Regions from separate parts of the Mus musculus genome. Here region 2 is linked to region 1. The links are chromatin loops, found by intact Hi-C in ENCODE. Cell type or tissue: left cerebral cortex. All regions are shown on one strand. Each heading gives the region's core, and the rest is flanking DNA. Links, peaks and the distances in the headings are about the cores only. Region 1 overlaps Mllt10 (myeloid/lymphoid or mixed-lineage leukemia; translocated to, 10). Region 2 overlaps Mllt10 (myeloid/lymphoid or mixed-lineage leukemia; translocated to, 10).

Region 1 (11,180 bases), core at 2,006-10,005:
ATCTCCAAATGGACAAATCTCATTAGAAAGGAATTCTTTAAAACATTTGCAAAGCCCCAGTTGAGGATCTGTATAATAACAATATTTAATGAATACAACTCCAAGAGAAGATATTAGACAGTTCTCAAAACTTAAGATCTGCCCCGTGGAACAAGCACACTCTATCCCAATAAGATAGTTATATTCCAACTTTTATGATATAACCAAGTGGTTTCCAAATAGAATAGTCTTTAGTTTTATGTTTCCAATTTATAACAAAACTAGCTGTGCAGCAAGCACATTACATTTTTCTTGGATTGATAAACTCATTGCATATGAATTATTTCATTGACAAAAAGTTATTAATTTTTCTTCCGAAGTTCAAACACTTTGGTAGGGGATGGGTATATAGGAATTCCATTTCAGTGCAACAAAGCAACAAGAAAATCAGAGCCTTACAAGGGAGTGTGTGGCATCCTCCCCTGTGTGTTCCCGCCTCCATTCTTCATAGCTGTGGCAGACACTGCAGCAGCCAGTGAAGCACAGAACAGCAGGAAAGGCGAGTTCTGGCCATTTTCAAGTGTCAACTTTTCTCTTGAGCTACAGGCCCAGTTTTATCACTAAGTCTCTGCAGTTCAAAACAGAAATAAGAAGCATTAATTAGTTCAACCAATGTTGGCCAAGATGAGACAGTACCCTCTGAGACTGTCGCTGGTTCAATGTGGTACAAGTGATTTCTCCTCAAGTCAGCTAGTCTTCCCCAGAGTGACCATGGATTTATTTATATCACCACACTGCGCACATGGAAAGGCACCAAGGTGGCGAGCCCATCCTTGGACACAATTCTAAGGATGTAGCATCACCTTTCCTGATCCACCTTTCCATAGGAGGAGCAAAGGAGGGCAAATACTGAGTTTTAATGAACTAGGAAAAAGCCATAGTTGACCCCATAGTCGTATATGTTCTTGACCTCTCTTAGCTCTTGCCTATTGTAAGTGGGTTCCCACCTACAAGAACTGAAATCACATATGACATTGTACCTGGCAGGGACTCCTTAACTTCCCTCCCAACCAGCTTACAGTTGGTTTTGATGTTTGTCTTGAGATTAGGTCTCAGCAAGGTGTGGTAAGTGCCTGTTTTTAATCCCAAAAGAACGGATCAGAGATAAACAGGTCCTATGAGCTCAAGGCCAGCCTTGTCTACATACTGAGTTCCTGTACAGCCAGGACTATACAGAGTCCTTGTCTTGGGGAGGGGGGCCTGAGAAGGAGAGGGGGGAGGCGGGGAAGGGAGGGGCGGATAGATATGGGGCATATATATATATCTGTCCACAAACTCATGACCCTCCAGCTTTAGCCACCGAGCAGCTGAGCTTATGTGCTGTTGCCCCCCCCCCCCCAAGAAGCTGGTTACTCTCATTCTTTATTGTGGATCTTCCACTAAAAATTAATCTATTTTTAATGTGGAAAATATCCATGAGCAGAAAGCACAATAAAGTGTGTCAAATGTCTATATAAGCATAGACTCCTTCGTAGGGAAAGCGGGCAAGATGCACGGTAACAGCTCCCACACTTAGGAAGCAGGCACACAGGAGAGGACAAACAGAAAGCACTCGGCAGTTAGCCCACATTCGGAACCAGTGTTCATTACTAAATGAAAACTAATGTTTCTGAAGGTTAAAACGAGAGAAAAATCTCAAAGCAATGAATATGGTAATACCAGTACTCAGATTTGCAGGCGTCCCTCTGGCCCTTGGATTCTTTCCCCTCCTGGCACCAGGTCTCCTTGTCTGCACTGCAGGACTTCCTAAAACAGGAGCCCCTGTGCAGGTTGCTCACGTGTTGACCTTTGCCCCTCAAGGATGAGATACTATGACTTACAAATTATAAGGTCAAAAAATTTAAATTTTACATTTTATTAAAATTGTGACTGTAATTAAGTTTTGGGAACATTTCTATTGTGTGTATGTGTGCAGGTGCCTACAGAAAAACAAAGTGAGCCGGGCATCCTGGAGCTGGAGTGACAGGTGCTGAGAGCAGCGGGGCTTTGGATGCTGTTGGTGTGGACATCTCTGCAGCACAGCAACTGATTTTCTCAAGGAATCTGGAATAATGTTAGGAATTCTGCCCTAATTTTGTGTATTTTACCATATCAAAAATGTGACTCCATTTTAAAAGCAGAAAAAAAAAAACCAATCTGTTTGAATGGGCTAATTTCATATATCTTGCTAACATTTTAGAAAATGCTGTATTACAAACGGCCTTATAACCTTATATGATATACTTAAGAGAGGCGTAAATTAAGTTAGCTTAGACACTCAGTTTGCAATATCCAGCTGCTAAAACAACTGGCCCTAAGAAGAAAAGGTCGGGGGAATAACATGGAAAAAGACAAGACCATCCAACTTGGCTCACCCTGCTTCCAAGATGCAGCACAAAACATACTTACTGTGACCTTCTGGCTCGTGCTGTCCCCGTGGATGGTGAGGAAGGGGTTGGTGGTAGCTGTGTGGAGTGGAGGCGCCTGAGCACCTGCAAGGAGATTGTTGATGGGGATCTGCGTGGGTCCCGGGAGCTGCAGCTGCTGGAGCTCAGGCGGGTGGTGCTGCTGCTGCATCAGCTGGTATAGGAAGGCCTGATGCTGTTCCTTCAGAAAAAGTGGGATGAAAGATGAGCTTCAGCCAGAGTCAGCAAAGCCTGCCTTCTCCATCTCTCTCCTACAGTGTTATTTAAAGCACAGTCACTGCTAAGAGAACAAGAGCTGAGTGTGGTGGCACAGGCCTTGAATCCCAGCATTTGATTGACTGGCAAGCAGATGCAGATCGATCTCTCTCTCTCTCTCTCTCTCTCTCTCTCTCTCTCTCTCTCTCTCTCTCAACAGTTTGGTCTCCATAGTGTCATGCTAGCCAAGACTATGGTGAAGTCTGTTTAAAAACAAACAGGATAAAGACCAGCATCCAGGAAAGCAACTGCATAGGTAGTAACCCAGCACCACTTGGGAATTGACCATTTTTAATTGATTTGGTTGATTTTTGTTTTTCAGGACAGGGTTTCTCTGTGTAGCCTTGGCTGTCCTGGAATTCAAAGATCCATCTGCCTTCTGCAACCAAAGTGCTGGGATGAAAGGTGTGTGCTGCTGCTGTCATCCAGCTGAGTTGCCCATTTTTAAAACACAGTAGAGGCAAATACAGAAGTGTCTTCAAATGAGGCTGTCCGTGAAGAACACACAACAGAAACAGCAGCAGTTGGATGCTGTGCTGCTTGGCTTTGTTAACACACAAGCAGGTTATCTGAAGAGGGACCCTCAATTGAGAAAATACTTCAATCAGATTGGCCTATACGCACTGTCTTGACTAATGAATGATGCAGGAGAATCTAGGCCATTGTAGACAGCACATGGTTCCGAGATGGCTAAGAAACAGCAACTTCTAAGACCCACATTCACAAAGGAGGAGCCCGGGATAGCCACAACACCAGACACTGACAAAAGTAAAACCTTGTCAAACAAAGGACTTACGGGTGTGAGCTGCTGGGAGTTTAACAGCTGCTGGAACTGCTGCTGCTGGATAAACATCTGTCTCTGCTGGTCCGACAGCAGCCCTAGTCCCGAGGCACTGAAAAACCATCACAGCCTTACTTTCTACTGTAACCTCCTCAGGGGGATGTCAAAGGCAGCTTCTTCATTGGGGTGTTAACAAATTCATTTGAACTACAGGGCTTCATTATGTACAAATTATTCTTTCTCCTTATATACGTAAACTCGACCATCAAGTAACAGAAACTTAGTCAGGAATTTAGTTTAAAAAGATACAAACGTATGTGTTTGTAATAACAGTATTCATCTGTTCCTTACTGCATCAAAATCTCTGATAGAGAAATATCAAAATTGTGCTGTTCAAATGTGAGGAGCCAGTATCATGTGACCGCCACAAAAATGCCTTTTCAAAATTTAGTATACATGTATGTAATAAGGAAAAGTAACATTTTAAGTTTGATATCCCAGATCAGGACCGACATTTTCAACAAAATATATTTAATATGATACTGAAATCTATTTTTAATTGAATTACATCAATTTAAAAAACAAGCAATCCATGAGTAGCTAGCACTTAATTTTTTTAGAGAACATCTACAAAATACATTAAAAAATCCTAACCCAAAACAAAGACAACACTAATAACATGTTGCATGAAGAAAACCAAATAATAATAACAACGGCAACCACAACAACGTACTGAAGCAAGCCTCTTACCTGTTGGTCAGTGCGGCGGCCGGCATTGGATGCGCTGCATTAGGTGGTACACTGGTGTGGGTGAGAGGGGCAGGGTTCTGGGAGATTGTGACTGGAGTCTGAATCACACCATTTAAAGCTCCCACAATGCCGTTAATTGCCAGTTGGTTACCTGGCAGAGCTCCAATTATTCCACCCACTGCGGACACAGCTGGGATGGTGGATGTGACGGTCTGCATCCCACTAGCTAGTGCCCCCACTGTCACGCCATTCACCTGCTGAACCCCACTGACTCCAGAGCTCTGCTGAGCAGGACTCTGGCCAGCAGGAGGGGGAGTAGAAAGAGCAGAAGAACTGCTGGTGCTTTGTCCACTGGAGGTCAAGTCCTAGTGTAATAAGAATGAAACTGAAGTTGCAAAGAGCACAGCAAGACTGTTTAGCATTATTTTAAATCATTCAATGTAAGGTGCAATGTTTGCAAGTAAAACACACAAATGAACATTTAACCACTCTCAAAAAAGTTTACCTGATTTAATACAGGAAGAGAATTGTCAGGTAAAAAGCTGTTTCCTATATGTGGGCTCTTACTGCTGTTCAGGGAATCAGGAGGAGGAGCTAGAAACAGGGGAAGAGAACAAACACAGGCCCTATTAATTATAGTATGTGTATTAAAGGCTAATTAAAAGTAGATGCTGAAGCCCACAATCCTGTTATCCCTAACACTTATTTAACTGGGGGGTGGGGGAAGAGGGAGAAGGTGTCTTTGTGTTGAATGTTGTAGCTTTATTTCAAAAATGAAATCTTACATTTAAATAAATTTTACCACTAAACTATCCTCTGAAGTGAAAACAAATTCAAGGGAATTACTAGGGCTGTCTGTCTCTGTCCCTCACAACTAACTTACCATCTTCATCATGTAACTGGTAACCATTAGAGTCCATCCCACTTCCCTTAGAAACAGTGCTGTGGTACTCACCAGTCTGTGCTGTGTATGTGTGCATCTGATGGGACGGACTGGGGTTTGTCGTTATGGCTGGGAAAGGCACTGAAAGCTGTGCATTCAACAACTGAAGACGTTCTTTCTTGGCAGTCAAATTTTTGATCTGTTCTTCTAATCTTCGATTTTCAACTTGAAGTTGATGTAATGACTTTAACATTCCTAGAACTGGAAAATATTTCTGTGACTTTTTTTTTTTAAAGCAAAGACATCTCCATTCCCATGACTATTTTATGGTCATAGCATCAATTGCCTCAGACTTAACTATGTAGGAATTTTGTAGGCTAATACTAACATGACTAGGGTTTATTCCTAGATCTGAATGTTGATACAAGCATCATGTTAAGGAACACTATATCCAGCTGTACCACATGGAAGCTTTGATCCGAGCAAGTGCTCGCCAGTGCACGTATGTGGGGGTGTGTGTGTGTGTCAAACAATAACCTACCTCAGTCATGTTCAAGTAGTTTCTATCCTCAAAGAAAAATGATGGCATTTTATTTTCCTCAAAATAAAACTTAGTTAAAATTTCAAAGTACTTGTCATGATTTTATATAAGAAAAAATAATGACAAAACTAAAAGTTACAATAGGAAAATTAACACCAATATGTTTTACCTCCAATAAGGACACGTTTTCTTAGTTACTGTTTAAATATGCAGGAGCTGGGAGATGCTGTCTATGGAAAAGCAAGCATGCATTTGGCATGCACAAGGGCCTGGGCAGACTCTTCAGGACCCAAAACAGCAGCAGCAGCCACCGCCGCAGCCACAGCCACAGCCACCATTACCACCAAGCCTGCTGCCACACAACTGGCAGAAAGCTGTTCAGCCTGTCTCTTCCAAGGCTCCCCAGCAGGGAGCGCTGTATCTGCACCCCTGCTATTTCTTGCTTGAGGAAGAGAGGCCTCCTCATCTGTTAACAAGCTTATGGCCCTGCCTGATCACCTAAGATACTGTGTTAATTCTTCCAAGGCTTGGACTTTCAACTGCCAATCAAGAACATTGCTGTTAGGCCATGGTGATGGACATTTGAAAAATTCCAGGTATTAAAAAGATGTATTTGCTTAACATGATCTCAGGGCCGTCCAAAGACCCTCTAGCATTACCAGACTTAAATTTTATCCCCCTTATGGTGCCCAGATGAGACAATAAGACAGCTAGCCTGTCCTCTACCTATCCTGTTTAAAAGGTTATGCTCACATCCATTTCCTCACATTTCAACAGTTTTCAGTAGGGGCACTGTCCATAAAACATTAATTCAAGGCACTTCACTCACTAGTAATTTTTTTTAAGTCTAGTTTTTAAAATAAAATAAAAATAAAGCACTGAAAGTTACAAACCAAAATGATAAACCCACCTACTCTTCCCCCTCAGCTGCTCCAACTGTGTTTTTGTTTTTGCTTTCCACATCCCGCACCATTGGTATTAATACTAAATATGTACATACAAGATATAACGTATAACTTCATAAGTATGATTAACATTCTGATTAAATATAAAATTTACTAATTACTATTCCTTTTGCAAGAACAGGGTCTAAATAAGTAGCCCTGGCTCTTCTGGGATTCTCTATGTAGACCAGGCTGGCCTCAAACTCACAAAGATCAGCCTGCCTCTGCCTCCCAAGTGCTGGGATTAAAGATGTGTGCCACCTGCTTCTACCTGTTAAGTGGCAGAATTAGAAACAGGTATCACTTGTCTGCCTAATTACTATTCCTTCAAATTCTAAAATCTGAAACCTAACTATAGCTGTCTAGATACATTTAAAAAAAAAAGAGGAGGAGGAAGAAGAAGGAAAAGAAGATGATGATGATGATCTCTGGGTACAGGAATCTTTGTTTAAATCCTGAGCTGAGAGGAGAGACTGTATGTTCTCACAAGGTGTCAAGAGCAAAGTCTAGTAGGACAGAGGGACAGCAGCAGCTGTTTATTTCAACCAGTGACAGATAACACAAAGCACAGAAGGCAAGCTTTTTCAATTTTCATGTCATTTATCTTCAACCCTAGGAAAAAGGGACAGCCTTTCTATCAAGTTCACAAGACACTAAAGAACTTAAACAAAAACTTGCCGGAGATATTCTTAAAGATGAATAAAGACTAATTTGGAGTTAAAAATATAAAGTTAGCTCTGACAAACCATGTGACATACCTTCTCAAATTACATATAGTGCCTGACATAATGTCATTATTTGGGTAAACAGTTTTTCTGTATTTATGTATTTGTTTGTATTTTGGGGGGCCCAGTTTCTCTGTGCAGAACCAGCTGTCCTGGAACTTGATTTGTAGATCAGTCTGATCTTGAACTCAGAGATCCACCGGCCTCTGCCTCCTGAGTGCTGGGACTAAAGGCGTGCGCCACCACTGCCCACTTCCAAGTATCCATATTTTAGACACAAGAAAATGAATACTTACTGTCACCAGGAGTCCCCTGCTCTAGTAAAAACTGCTGTCCTTCACTCCACTGCCTCTCCAAGAGCTGTTCAATACTTGCTGCTACTGGAGGCACAGTTTCCAAACTGCTATTGCTCGGTTGATCATAGCGAAGCTGTAAGTTGCTCACAGGGGATCTGTCAAAAACATTTAATCTCAAATTAAAAGGAAAGGAATGTGTCTAAGAACCTGCACAACAATCTCCTACGCTGTGCTGAGAGACCATTCTGCAGTATACATTTTCTAGCACCAAATGGCCTATGGCAGAGGTCTCAATAAGATCATAATTGAGTCATTGTCATTCTTCCTCATTAAATTATAAAGTAAAATAGTTGAACATAGTAAATAATTAAAAAACACTAGAAAATAAATGACCAGTGTTCTTTGAAGTAGGCTGTGAACAAACAGAATGGCTTTCTTTATAAGACATAGAGAAACCAGACATTAGAAGAGCTATAAAATAGACAGAGCCTGGAAAGGAGAGAGGGGCTGAAAAGCTGACCCAGGGGTTGAGAGTACTCGCTGCTCTTGCACAAGGCCCAGGTCTAGTGCCCAAAACCCACATGACAGCTCACAACTCTGTCTGTAGCGCTAATTCCTGGGGATGTAATGCCCTCTTCTGGCTTCCTCAGGCACTACGTCTTCAGATGATGCACATACATGATGTACATGCAGGGAAAGTACATATACACATTAAAATAAAATTCTCTAACTGTCTTAATGTACATGTTATCAGACTAACACTACAAATGTAACACTGTGGAGGACATTTGAATCTTAAAGTCCAATAAAAAGAAAAATTAGGCTGGGCGTGGTGGCGCATGCCTTTAATCCCAGCACTCGGAAGGCAGAGGCAGGCGGATTGATGAGTTCGAGGCCAGCCTGGTCTACAAAGTGAGTTCCAGGACAGGCAAGGATACACAGAGAAACCCTGTCTCGAAAAACAAAAACATTAATGATTTTTAACGAAAAATGAAAATACATTTTACTTCTATCATTTCAATGTGATTTATCTGTATAGAATGTAGGTGATACAAGCATGTTTAAATGTCATAGATTAGTTCTTCAAACAAATCTTAACCCTTCTAAAACAGATGAAAATGAACGTGTTCTATTCTTATGTTCAGTTTTACTTTTCCAATGTCTCTGGTCTCTGGTCTCCTTTCTCCCTCAATGCAACAGTGAAATGCATTAGTACCCTAACTATTTTATACAATGACCTCCACTTACAAATGAGGAGGAGGAGGAGGAGGAGGAGGAGGTGCCACACAAGGACCAGGAAATTCTCAAAGTTTGCTTAGTCAATTAAGAAAGACCAAGTCTTGTACATAGAGCTCAAGTTGGAAAACAACAGTCTTCTAGCAATGAACTAGAGGTCTGGTCCTGGCAAAAAGCTTGTTATGTATCCATTTCTTAAAGACTTCAAGCAGTAAGGCATTCTACATGCAAGCATCGTAAGCTAGCCACCACATTCCAAATACATGATGTCAGGGTTAGTTGGGCCATTCCACTTTGGGCTGATTTTTAAAGAGTAATGTAATGCTTCAATGCACACTAAAAATAATTTAGTAGCATTGTATTATGGTCTGCTTAAAATAAAAAGTTTTACTAAGCAAAATTGCACCAAGGGCTTCTGAATCCATTTTGGATAACTTGTGTGATGATGTAACTTTAAAAGGGGGACATGGAAACCCTTCCTCTACTAAACATGAGCAGGAGTCTACTAACTTCCTCATTTGAAAAGGAAACTATAAACAGTATAGAAATACAATATAAAAATAAGAGAGCAGTGGTATAATTTTCTCATTCTGTATTTCAGACTCCTTGGTTCCAACTGAGAAATATTTTCTCCAGATTTTAATAAGAAAAAAAAAACCACATTACTTTCACATAATTATACTGTAGGAATTATATGAGGAAAGGTCTATGTTTAGACACTCTAGGGAAATGGATGAGGTTACTGGACAGTATCTACAGTGGTAAAGAAATGTGCTCCCTGAGGACCCACCAGACTCATTTCCAGAGTACAAGCTTGCAATCCCACCAGCAATGGAGGAGTGTTCCTCTTTCCCCACATCCTTGCCAGCATCTGCTGTCACCTGAGTATTCGATCTTAGCCATTGTAACTGGTGTGAGGTGGAATCTCAGGGTTGTTTTGATTTGCATTTCCCTGATGACTAAGGATTTTGAAGACTTTTTTTTAGGTGCTTCTCAGCCATTCGGTGTTCCTCAGTTGAGGATTCTTTGTTTAGCTCTGTACCCCATTTTTAATAGGGTTATTTGTTTCTCTGGAGTCTGACTTCTTGAGTTCTTTGTATATACTGGATATTAGCTCTCTATTGGATGTAGGCTTGGTGAACATCCTTTCCCAATCTGTTGGTTGCTGTTTTGTCTTATTGACAGTGTCCTTTGCCTTACAAAAGCATATGAGGTCCCATTTGTTGATTCTTGATCTTAGAGCATAAGCCATTGGTGTTCTGTTCAGGAAATTTTCCCCTGTGCCCATGTACTCGAGGCTCTTCCTCACTTTCTATTCTATTAGATTTAGTGTATCTGGTTTTATATGGAGGTCCTTGGTCCACTTGGAATTTTTGGGGTCACTTAAGTATACTATCATATAATCTGCAAATAGTGATATTTTGACTTCTTCTTCTCCAATTTGTATACGGCTGATCTTTTGTTGTCTAATTGTTCTAACTAGAACTCCAAGTACTATACTGAATAAGGTAGGGAAAGCCTTGTCTAGTCCCTGATTTTGGTGTGATTTCTTCAAGTTTCTCTCCATTTAGTTTGATGTTGGCTACTGTTTAGGTATGGGCCTGATTTTTCCAAGACTTTTAACATGAAGGGGTGTTGAATTTTGTCAAATGGTTTTTCAGCATCTAATGAAATGATCACTATGTTCGGAGCAGCCTTATTTATAATATCCAGAAGCAGGAAACAACCCAGAAGTCCTTCAACAAAGGAATTGATACAGAAAATGTGGTACATTTCCACAATAGCATACTGCTCAGCTATTAAAATCAATGACTTCATGAAATTCCCAGGCAAATGGATAGATCTAGAAAATATCTTGAGTGAAGTAACTCAGTCAAAAAGGAACACACATGGTATGTACACACTGATGGGCAAAGAGAGTGGAATACCCAAGATACAACTCACAGATCACATGAAGCTCAAGAGGAAAAAAGACCAAAGGGGATACTTCAGTCCTACTTAGAAGGGGGAATTATACAATCAAGGGAAGTAGAGGGTGGAAGGGACTTGGGAGGAAGAGAAGAAGGGGAGGGGTAAAAGAGGGGTAGGATCAGGTATGGGAAGAGACGGAGGAGATGTACAGAGAGTCAGGAAATTGAACACAGTTGAACAGCAATGGGGGATGGGGAACTGGGGGTAGCAACCAGAAAGTCCCAGATGCCAGGAAAGCAAGCACTTCCCAGGACCCCACGGGATGACATTAGCTGAAATACCCCACACAAAGGAGGGAGAACCTGTAGAGACAATATCCAAAGGTTAACCACCACCACCACCACCACCACCCCA
Region 2 (11,180 bases), core at 1,322-9,321, 110 kb after region 1:
GTAATAATACAGATAAAAACTATAACCTCTGAAGAACACAAGTAATTGCTAACTGAATGAGATGCATGGCAGATAAAAATAAAAAGCATCTAGAATCTATACTAAGTGAAAACTTGAGAAGAACCACCATCAGAGTTTAGATTTTTTTTTTTTAATGTTACCCTGAAGACAGGACAAAGCCAACCCTTAGAGACTCCTGTAGTCATAATACCAAAGAACCACAACTGAGGGTTCAGAAGATCTTCCGTATCTGTAACATAAGATCTGAATCCCAAATGGGGTAAACTGAGGAGGAAGAACCCTACTTTTAAATAATCAACCCAAATCTTTTGTTAACCTTCTATCATACATATACAACGCAATCCACTGGCCCAGCTCAAGCTGAGAAGTTTAAAAGAAGTATTCAGAATACATACAAGATGGTTTGAATCCAAAGAATCAACCAACTCTGATTTTTTTTAAAAAATGTCCATTTCAGGGCTAGGAGACATCTCAGTGGGTAAAGTGGATGTCAAGCTGAATACTGAGGACCCACGGAACTAACATTCACCGTTGGCATGCATGTGCCTCAACTTCTATACACAGAGAATGTTTTTATTTTTTGAGACAGGGTCTTGTGCAAATGCCTATTTGGCATATCTTGAAAGTCTGGTCCTCCTGTCTACTTTCTAGTGCTAGCATGATAAGCGTGTTCCATACACTCATCAGGCTTGGCTTCTGAGGTAATGACTAGATAATGACTACTAAACTACATTCCCACCTCCCCAAAAATTTGCTCCTTCAGAGGAATACAATAGAACACGTCCTTTTCAACAAATAAAAGAGTTTGTGAGATGATCTACATTACTTGACCTGTAAAGAACTAGACAAAAAGGCTAATCATTGTCAAAACAAAAGGAAATCAAAGTCAACTCCAAATTTACCCAGACTTTGGAGGTAGCAGATTTGAGACCAACCTGGTCTACATGTTGAGTTCCAGGATAGCCAGAGATACACAGTGAAACTAAACAAATTAAATAAATAAAATACACATGAAATAGAATATGTACCTGGAATAAATAAAATGGGAAATATCAACAAAGGAAAAGTTATTAACAGAATAGAACTAAAGATGTAGAGATGTAGCTTAGAGGCATTTACAAGGTTGAAGAAAAAAGCAAAAACCATTACAAATCAAGCCTGGTCCAGTAGCACAGAGGACACAAAATCAGGAGGACTGTTGCAAGTTCAGGCTAGCCTGTACTATATGGAGATCCTGTCTCAAAAATAAAACAAAGCTAGACATGATATAATTGGATTGTGGAGAGCTCCCTAACATGTGGAAGGTTCTGAGTTAATTGTTTAGCACTGTAAAAACCAGCACTGCAGAATAACTAGAAGAGATGGAAGGAAGGGAGAGAGACAACTACACTATGCAGAAAAAGAAATGTTCAGAGAACTCAAAACCAAACAGAAAGGAGGCTCGAGGACACAGTGGTACATACCTGTACTTTCCACACTATAAAGAAAAACAAGAGGACTGCACAAAATTCAAGACCAGTCTACTCTACAAAGCACACTCCAGGGCAGCAAGGGCTACGCAAGAAAACCCTCTCTCAAAAACAGTAAAACAAGCCGGGCGTAGTGGCGCACGCCTTTAATCCCAGCACTGGGGAGGCAGAGGCAGGCGGATTTCTGAGTTTGAGGCCAGCCTGGTCTACAAAGTGAGTTCCAGGACAGCCAGGGCTACACAGAGAAACCCTGTCTCGAAAAACCAAAAAAAAAAAAAAAAAAAAAACAGTAAAACAGAAAGAGGGGGTTGGGGGAGCAGAGACAGATACAGACACAGACCTGACCAAAACCCAAATAATAAATGTGATAAAATAAAGCACTCACTGTCAATACAAAATTATATATTTATATATGTACTCTATATCTGCAAATAACCAATTGTGATGGTTAAGCATCCAGAAGACTCTAGCACAGCTATGGCAGGATCTGTGAGGTGAAGATTCTCAAACACTAGGTAACTGCAGGTCTGGGTGAAATGGATTATTCAATTTTTATCTCACAAACAAATAGTTAACATTAAAATAGTAAGCAGAATTCAACAGCAGCAAACATACTTTGTAAAAGTAAAAGGGAAAGACTGGCAAGATGGTTCAGCAAGGCTGGTGAGCTGAGATCCTATCTCTGGAAACCATGTAAATATGAAAAGATAGAACTCCATAAATTGTCCTCTGGCTTCTACATGCTTGCTGTGGCATCCCCACCATATGTGTCCAACACACAAATAGTAAGTAATAATGACGGTGATGACAACAATAAACAAAGTGAGCCATTCAAGACAGCTCATGAGTAAAGGTACCTGTCACCAAACTTCACAACCTGAAAAAAAATCAAGCCAACCATTAGCCCCACGTTGCTAAGAGAACTGACTCCCAGCCTGGTGTGGTGGCGCACGCCTTTAATCCCAGCACTCGGGAGGCAGAGGCAGGCGGATTTCTGAGTTCGAGGCCAGCCTGGTCTACAAAGTGAGTTCCAGGACATCCAGGGCTACACAGAGAAACCCTGTTTTGAAAAAGAAAAAAGCAAAAACAAAACAAAGAGTCTAGAAGATTCGTCAGTAAAATGGTTGCATTGCAAGTGGAAGGATCTGAGTTCAGATCCCCAGTATCCCTGTGAAACATGATGGGTGTGCAGCACACCTTTAGTCCCGACACGCAGGAGGCAGCGGCAGCCAGATCTCTCCATTCCAAGCTTGGTCTACATACTGAGTTCCAGAACAGACAGAGCTACATAGTGAGACCTTCTCAGAGAGACAGGGACAGGGAGAGGGGCAGCGAGAGGAAGAGGAAGTGTGCTTAAGATGCCTGACATCAAGCCTTGCCAGCTCATGCACACACATAATACAAAAGAAATTTTTTGTAAAACTAAAAATTTACACACTTCAAATGTTTGAACTGTATAGTACATTAATTGTATATTATTAAAGTAACTCTAAAAAGAAAAGTAATCCTAAAATATATTTAAATTACTTCTAAGTCTAAACTACATGTAAACAATGGCTCACACCTGTAATTCCCACACTGACAAGGTTGAGATCCCTGGAGCTGTACTAGCCAACCAAGTAGGCTGGCAAAAAAGGATTAGCAAGACACTCCATATCCAAAAACAAGGAGGCAGACACAGAGAATGTGGATCTCTGGTTTCCATATGTACATGAACACACATACAACGAAGAGACAGATAATCCCAGCCACTGTATAATACATGTACTTCTTAAGTATACATGACACATTCACTAAAGACCTTAAATAAGTCCATTTAAGATATAATTTTAAAACAAAATTGATTTGAGGTAGGGTCTCGTGATGTAGCTCTGGTTAGCCTAGAAGGGGCTATCTGGGCTGGAAGCTGAGAGTAATTTTCCTGTCTCTTCATTCAGAATGTTAGCATTACATACAGATATATACCATCACCTCCTGCTCAAGACACAGTAAATGAAAATAATTTAAACCACTGAATACGTTCTGTTACCACATTGGAAAAGCAATATAAAGTTAATGATGTAAGGTCCAGCCTAAAGAACAGAAGACTGAAAGAACAGCCTAGGACTAACAAGAGGAGAGGTGCTTGGCCCCAAGCCTACTCAAGTTTCACTTTCAGAACCCACATGGTGGAGAACCAACTCCCCATACGTTGTTCTCTGACCTCCACACACACAAAAATAAGCAGAGAGACAAAAAAAAAAGATCTTTTTTAAGTTGGGGTGGGGGACACTAAAAGAAAAGTAACAAAGTGGGGGAAAGAGAAAAGAATTGGAGAAGATTAAAAACCAAGTTGATCATTTGTTAATAATGGAGCTAAAAATTGTAAGCCTGGATTTTTAAGAGATAAAATGAACATGATATACAAAACTGTAATTCCACCACTTGGGAAAGATATGGAAAATCACAAGTTCAAGGCCAGCTTGGCCTTCATAGTAAAATCTTGTTTGAGACAACAATAATAGTACAAGGACATATGGGAGACATAACTTATCAATATTGGAAATAAAAAAAATTATTACCAGAGAAACCAGAAGTTAAAAATGTAACACCTTATGCTTAAAAAACATAACTTCTTAAAATGAAACAAAATCTATAGAGTTCTTTAAAGCTAACTTTATTATCAAAATACCAGCAAGAGATGGGAGACATCTGGTAAACAATTCCATGCCCATGCTTAAACAAATCATCTTAATTAATCTCAGTTCCCCTCCCAAGTCTGTCTCTGCCCTCCTAACCTAAAAATAAAAGTAAAAAGCGACAAAATAATTAGTAATTCTGGTGGTGATCAACCCCTGTAAACTGAGAGGGAAAGAGGGAAAGGCTTGAAGAGTCGGCCCAGCAGTTAAGAAGAGCACACAGCGCTTCTTCCAGAGGACCAGAGTTAGGTTCCCTGGACTTGGTGACTAACAACCATCTGAACCTCTGCACGCAAGTGGTGCACAGACATAGAGGCAAATAAAACACACATACGCATAAATTAAAGCAAATCTTTCCGCCCCCCTACCCCCCACCAGACAGGGTTTCTCTGTGTAGCCCTGGCTGTGCTGGAACTCACTTTGTAGACCAGGCTGGCCCCGAACTCAGAAATCCACCTGCCTTCCAAGTGCTGGGATTAAAAGCATGTGCCACTATGCCCGGCAATTAAAGCAAATCTTAAGAAAAAAAAAGAAAAAAAAAAAAGTACTTCCAGGTCAGCATGAGCTAAATGACACTCTGTCCCAAAAGGACAAAATTCAAACTTTAATAAAACAAAAAACAATAATATCAATAACTACAAAAAAATTATAAAATTCCTGTTGTACCTAAATTCAAAAAGATTTGACATTAATAATCTGAATCCAACAATAGAGATTAATACATTACAAACATGTACCCCATAAATACAAGATTAATATAACATTAAAAAAAAAACCTTGAAATTTACCAAATATTTTAAATATAGCATCTCAATACCAAAACAGTATTTAACAAAACTCAACAGCCATTGGAGATGCAGACTCTCAAGTATACTACTCACTCACTGCATGCCTCAGAGGCCTAGCCTCCCAAGTGCTGACTTTCAAAATAGAAACTACTACACCTAGCTATGTTTTCATGCTGGGTTTGCTTTTGTTTTCAGTCCTCCCTAGAGGTCAAATCCAAGGCATATGCTCTGCACCAGAACCTGCATTTTTAATCCTCTGACTCTGAAAATACTTTCTTTCCCAGAGCTAGCTAATTCTTAAGAGACAACAAACAATTTTCATGTGCAAACCAAGAGCCCCATAGCCTTAACTTTCTTAGCCTACGTTAACTTTACTAACTTTACGTTGTATTCCCCTACCTGAGGCATCCCAGAAACAAGTATAGACCAACTAAAGAGCCCTAAAAGGAAGTACAACAAAGCAACCCTAAATTGTTCACCTTTATTCTCCCATTTCTCCCATCATTCCTTTACGTTCCCCTTTTATCCCTCTGCCACATGGCCAACCCCAGCCAGCACCACTAAAGAGAACATTTTGTGACATGGCCTACCTCTCCCTTCTAGTGACTAGTGAATTGCAAAACACTTCTAATTGGCAGTAGGTCCTGATCTGTTGACACATTTCAAATAATAAAATCTATATTTGAAAATGACATTAATAAAAAGCCAACAGCATGCTGGGCTTGGTGTCATGTGCCTTTAATCTTTGGACTCTGGAGACAGAGGCCTTCAAGTTTGAGGCTAACCTGTTCTACATAATGAGTTGCAGTCCTGCAAGGGATAAAAAGAAAGATTATCTCTCAAAAAAAAAATTCAATTCTAAGAAAAATTAAAATTCCACTTTTAGCCAAGCATAACGGTATATATACACATCAGTATGTATATATATCTCAACAGTCAAGAACCGCAAAAACTGTAGCCAATAATCCTAGTACTGAAGGAATATAAGTTCAAGGCCAGCATGAGTTATTTAAAAAATAAAAATAAAAGGGGAGGAGGGAGCTAGAGAGATGGCTCAAGCAGTTAAAAGCTCTTTCAGAGGTCCTGAGTTCAATTCCTAGCAACCACATGGTGACTCACAACTATCTGTAATTAGATCTGATGCCCTCTACTGGTGTGTCTGAAGACAGCTACAATGTGATCATAAAAATATTTTTTAAAATAGGGCCAAGGCTGGTAAAAAGACTCAGCAGGTAAAGGTGCTTGCTGACAAAACTAAAGGCCTGAGCTTGATCCCCAAGACCTCCAGAGTGAAGAGAAACAAAACAGACTCCCACAAATTGTCCTCTGACCACCATACACACACATACATACATACATACATACATACATACATACACACACACATACACACACACATACACACACACAAATACAAGGATTCAAACTGTTAATATGTCAATTCTAACACTGATCTACAGACCAAAGCAAATATCATCTCATTGACCTTTTGGAGGAAATAGAAAACCTAGTATGTATACAGAATGTGAATTTAGACTATATACACTCTTGAAGAGAAAAAGATTAAAAGACTTGAAATTTTAACTTTAAAATTTACTAAAGTTACAAAATTTGGAACAGCATGATAAAACTAAGGCTAGGTGAACAGACCAATTGAAGGTGAAGTTCTGAAAGAGGGCCCCAATTATACAACATGATGTACAAAAAGCAATGCAGTGAAGAAAGGTTTCATTCAAAGTAACTGCATAGCCATCCACAAAAATTGAAACCTACAAAAAATATAATGTGAAATGTATCACAGACCTAAATATAAATTAGCAAAAATAAAAAATTTAAAGGAAATTACCTTCATGACTTCAGGGTTAGGCAAAGTGTCTTAGCTCACAGTAAGCAACAACTATAAAAGAAAACACTGACAAATTAGACTTCATCGGATTTAAATATTTCTGCTTAAGGGTACAATTATGAAAATAAATTGGTGAAACTACACAGATTTGAGAAAGTATTAAAACATTTCTCTAACAAAGACCACTATCTCCAACACATAAAAACCTTATACAAATTAAACTAGATAGAGAAATTAAAGAAGCTAAAGCTCTGAGTGGACTTAGAACTGAGGTCAACACACAAACCACAACATGCTCAAAATGCTCAACTGCTCACGATGACACCCAAAGTATCACAATGACATGACTTCCAATCAAGATGCAGTGAATAAAAGGCGCTTCATTCGGCTTTCTTATGTGAAATAATAAAAACCTAACAAAATGAATAAAACAACAGTACTGAAGGTACTAGACAAGAAACAACACAATGATACCTGAGAGACAAGAAACATGACACAGCCACAAAAGTGCCCAGCTTACTGCCTTGGGAGAGTTTTCAGGCCGAGGAACAAGGAGGAGGAACCCAGACAGGGCCTGTGGTCTCCCCAAGTTGAGGAAATGGAGCTGGGAGTCCAAGGAAGCCAAGGTGGCTAGAGCTCACAAGGGAGACCAGCACTGAGTAGAGAGCTGGAGAGAGAGAGAGAAATGAAGAAATCTACAAAGGCTCATTCCAGAACTTTTAGTTGAACACCAAATCAGCACTTACATATGAGGGCTGCCCAAGGCCAGAAGAATCAGAGGGAACAAGGTGCAACGTAACACAAAGTGACTGATACATACTCCCAAAAGCCAGAGCATCCCATCCGAGGGTAAGAAAACAAACACCAGTAGGCTGGAAAGATGGCTCGTAGGCAATACTAATAACCTGAGTTGAATACTCGGGACCCATGTGGAAGGACAGAGTTGACCCAAAAGTTAAACAGTTGTCCTCTTTCCTCCAAATACTCACTGTGGCGTGTACATCCCCATGTACAGAGCGCCAGACACACACATACACCCACCACCACCACCACCACCACCACCACCACCCCTCCCTCCAGGGAAATTTTTTTAAGACTAATAATACAAAGGCAGGAAATTCTACCTGTAATGAAATAAAAATTAATCAAACCAGTATTAAAATGCAGGTAACTATTAGATAAGCTCATTAAAACAGTTATAATAACTAAATTTTATATAAGCAGAAAACAAGAGGAAGCAAACAAGTAATTAAAGTTTTAAAATTTTCAACCACAGTGCTATATGGCTGTCATGGTTTGAATACACTTGGTCCAGAGAGTGGCACTATTTAGAGGCATGGCTTTGTTGCAGTGTCTCTATAGGTGTGGGCTTTAAGATCCTATCCTAACTACCTGGAAGTCAGTCTTCTACTAGCAACCTCTCAGCAATTCCTGCACCATGCCTGCTTGGATGCTGCCATGCTCCCATGAGAATGGACCGAACGTCCGAACCTGTAAGCTAGCCCCTATTAAATGTTGTCCTTATAAGAGTTGTCTTGGTCAGGATGTCTGTTCACAGCAGTAAAACTCTAAGACGATGCCTATATGCACTTGAGATGAAGGGACAGGAATATCTGGAATTCAAGGCCAGCCTAGACTACTTGAGACCTTGTTTTAAAGTAAGTAAACAAGGGGCTAGAAAGATGGTTCAGGCAGTTAAGAACACCAACTGCTCTTCCAAAGGTCCTGAGTTCAATTCCCAACAACCACACGGTGGTTTACAACCACCTGTAACAGGAACTGATGCTCTCTTCTGGTATGTCTGAAGAGAGCAACAGTACACATACATACATACATACATACATACATACATACATACATACATAAAATACACATACTTAAAAAATAAACAAAAATTTGAAATTATAAACATGAATATTACAAGGCTTAACAGAAAAAACTGATTCACAGCATCTAAAGCCTAGTAGTAACGTTTGTTTATTATATGTAGTGTGGTGTATGCATGTGTTTGCAAGTAGGGGTGGAGAACTGAGCATCCCATCCATGTCAGCATGAAAGCCAGAGACTGGCATCAGATGTTTTCTTCTATGGCCCGCCCCCCATCTTATTTTTCTAGCTAGGGTCTCTTGCTGTATCTTGAGCTCACCAAGTAGTTAGACTATCTGACTAGAAAACCTAATGGTTCCGTTCAGTGCTGGGATCAGCATTCCTGGCTTTCTCCTGAGTTCTGTGAATCCAAAACTCAGACCCTTATGCTTACATAACAAGCACTTAGCTGCTGACCCATCTCCCCTATCCTCATGGAACAAAGTAAAACAAAGTAGAATGAACTTTAAAAAAGTAAATTTCAGTTAGCTTTACAATGATGTCAAAAGGCCAAATGTATAATTAGAGCCACAAAGGAAGTAATACTGAAAAGCTGATTAAAGTTATAACCATAAATCACATGTGGACATATGGAGACCCTGTCTGGAAAAACAAATCACCTCAGGTATACCCCAGAGGCATGTGAGCTCCCATCTATAATGCTAGCACCAGGCAGGCAGAATCAGGACAGCCACTCCAAGTTTGAGGCCAGTGTGGTTTCTATAGAAGGTTCCAGCCCCGCCAGGACTGCACGGAGAGATCACTTTATCTTCCAGAGCGCCTGGAACAGCATCAGAACAGCAGAGTATAGCGCAGCACCCGTAACTCTAGCTCCAGAGCATCCAGTGTCCTCTAGTCTCCAAATACCTGCATGCACATGGCCAACACCCATACATCCACATAGTAAAAACTAAAAATAAATCTTAAGAAAAATATTATAAATATACACAGAAATGTACCCTAATAAACATCAACTTCCAGAATCAGAAAAGGTAAAACCAGGCAGTAGCGGCACAGGCCTTTCATGTCAGGACTCAGGAAGCAGGGGCAGGATTGTTTGAGTTCAAGAACAAGTTCAAGAACAAGTTCCCAGAGTTCCAGAACAGCCGGGCTACCAGAGAAACCTGTCTTTAAAAAGAGAAACAAACAAACAAACAAACAAACAAAAACAAAAGACAAAAACAAAATGACAGGAATATAGAACATGATTTTAAAAACTTTATAAATCATAATCAAAATATACACTACTTTCAAGGCACTTATATGTCACTGGTCTTTGCTACTTTGTGGGTTCTTCTTTTTCCCAACCTTTATTGCTCCCTTCTCCAATTTCACCCCCTTACACTAGACAGGAGAGAAACAAGAAGAAAGGGGAGAAAGGAATTAGAAAAATCCCTGAGTCTAATTTCTTTCCATTTCTTCTTTGACCATGGCTACTAACATATCATAACCAACCTCTGTAAACAACACACACACATATACAAGTCACACAATTGCTGTCACAACTGTCTGATGCTGGCAAAAACATGCCTCTGCTAGAGTAGTAGGCTGTGGTCGGTGCAATGCGCCCCACACCCCACACCTGGGATTAAAACAAAACCACTTTCATCTAAGATTTCTGTATATTTTAAAGAAACCAAAATTCCCAACTTCTCACTACACTTACACCATAGTTGAATGGAAAATGTATTTGACGAGCTTTATCTTGACTAGGCATGCTGGGGCATACTGTAATCCCAGATCGCTGGAGGCAGACATCCTAGCACCTTGGAGGCTCAGAAAGTGAGGGCTGGAGATGGACAGCTGCTCAGTGTTAGGGCATATGCCTAGAATGTACAGGCTTTTCATATTGAGCTCGCCATACACAAAGAACATTTTCTTAATTAGTAATTGAGAGAGGAAGGTGAGGACCACCATGGTTAGTACCACCCTGGGCCGGTGTTCCTGAGCTCTATCAGAAAGCAACCATGAGGAACAAGCCAGTAAGCAGCAAGCCTCCACTGACCTCTATCAGTGGTGGTGCACAGCTATAATCCCAGCACTGGTGAAGCAGAGGCCAGCAAAGCTCTAAGTTCAAGACTATTCTGATATAAAGAACAAGTTTCAGGATTGTAAAGACTTCACAAAGAAACCGTATCTTGAAAGCCAAAAAGGTTCAAACAAATATTAAACCAGGCAGGCATTGCAACACACACCTGTTATCATCACTCAGATGGCAGTCAAGAATACTGCCACAAATTCAGGGTTAACCTAATGAAGTCAACTGAAGGAGTTCTAAACAATGAAGACTTCAAAATAAGACTCTGTCTCAAAAAATAGCTAATAATAGAAATAATGATTATGATGATAATGAAGATTGGATCAGGGGTTAGGCTTTAATCCCAGCACTCATGAGGCAGAGGCAGGCAAATCCTCAGGCCACAGAGTGAATCCCAGAACAGCCAGAGCTACACAGAGAAACCTTTGGGGTTATCTTCAAACAAGGATTTAACTCATTGGCTAAACACTTCCC

The links. A loop is a pair of places that touch in the nucleus more often than their neighbours do. Peaks named below come from ENCODE experiments on the same cell type or tissue, not always from the same donor. Only the 100,000 strongest peaks of a DNase experiment are listed, where the experiment ranks them.
Region 2: a loop joins it to region 1, with 2.0 times the contacts of the local background. A loop is called at or near these places in 2 of 42 quality-filtered maps.

What each region holds. Positions count from the first base shown.
Region 1 is chr2:18,200,195-18,211,374 of GRCm38, reverse strand. It overlaps Mllt10 (myeloid/lymphoid or mixed-lineage leukemia; translocated to, 10), which reads right to left. Exons shown (of 23, transcript NM_001252560.1): 17 at 7,620-7,774; 18 at 5,186-5,374; 19 at 4,736-4,824; 20 at 4,231-4,595; 21 at 3,496-3,592; 22 at 2,428-2,625; 23 at 1-607. The coding sequence ends at 563. It also overlaps a transcript of Dnajc1 not described here. Among named protein-coding and RNA genes, the nearest start is that of Gm39761, 9.2 kb to the right of the region's middle. In left cerebral cortex, for the core only: CTCF peaks have their summits at 4,497, 6,051 (motif pointing right) and 8,263 (motif pointing left); DNase peaks (open chromatin) are centred at 2,619, 3,210, 4,384 and 6,059; H3K27ac peaks cover 3,070 bases.
Region 2 is chr2:18,088,457-18,099,636 of GRCm38, reverse strand. The region is part of intron 3 of Mllt10 (myeloid/lymphoid or mixed-lineage leukemia; translocated to, 10); the gene reads right to left. Among named protein-coding and RNA genes, the nearest start is that of Mllt10, 29 kb to the right of the region's middle. In left cerebral cortex, for the core only: a CTCF peak has its summit at 6,100 (motif pointing left); no DNase peak of the experiment used is centred there.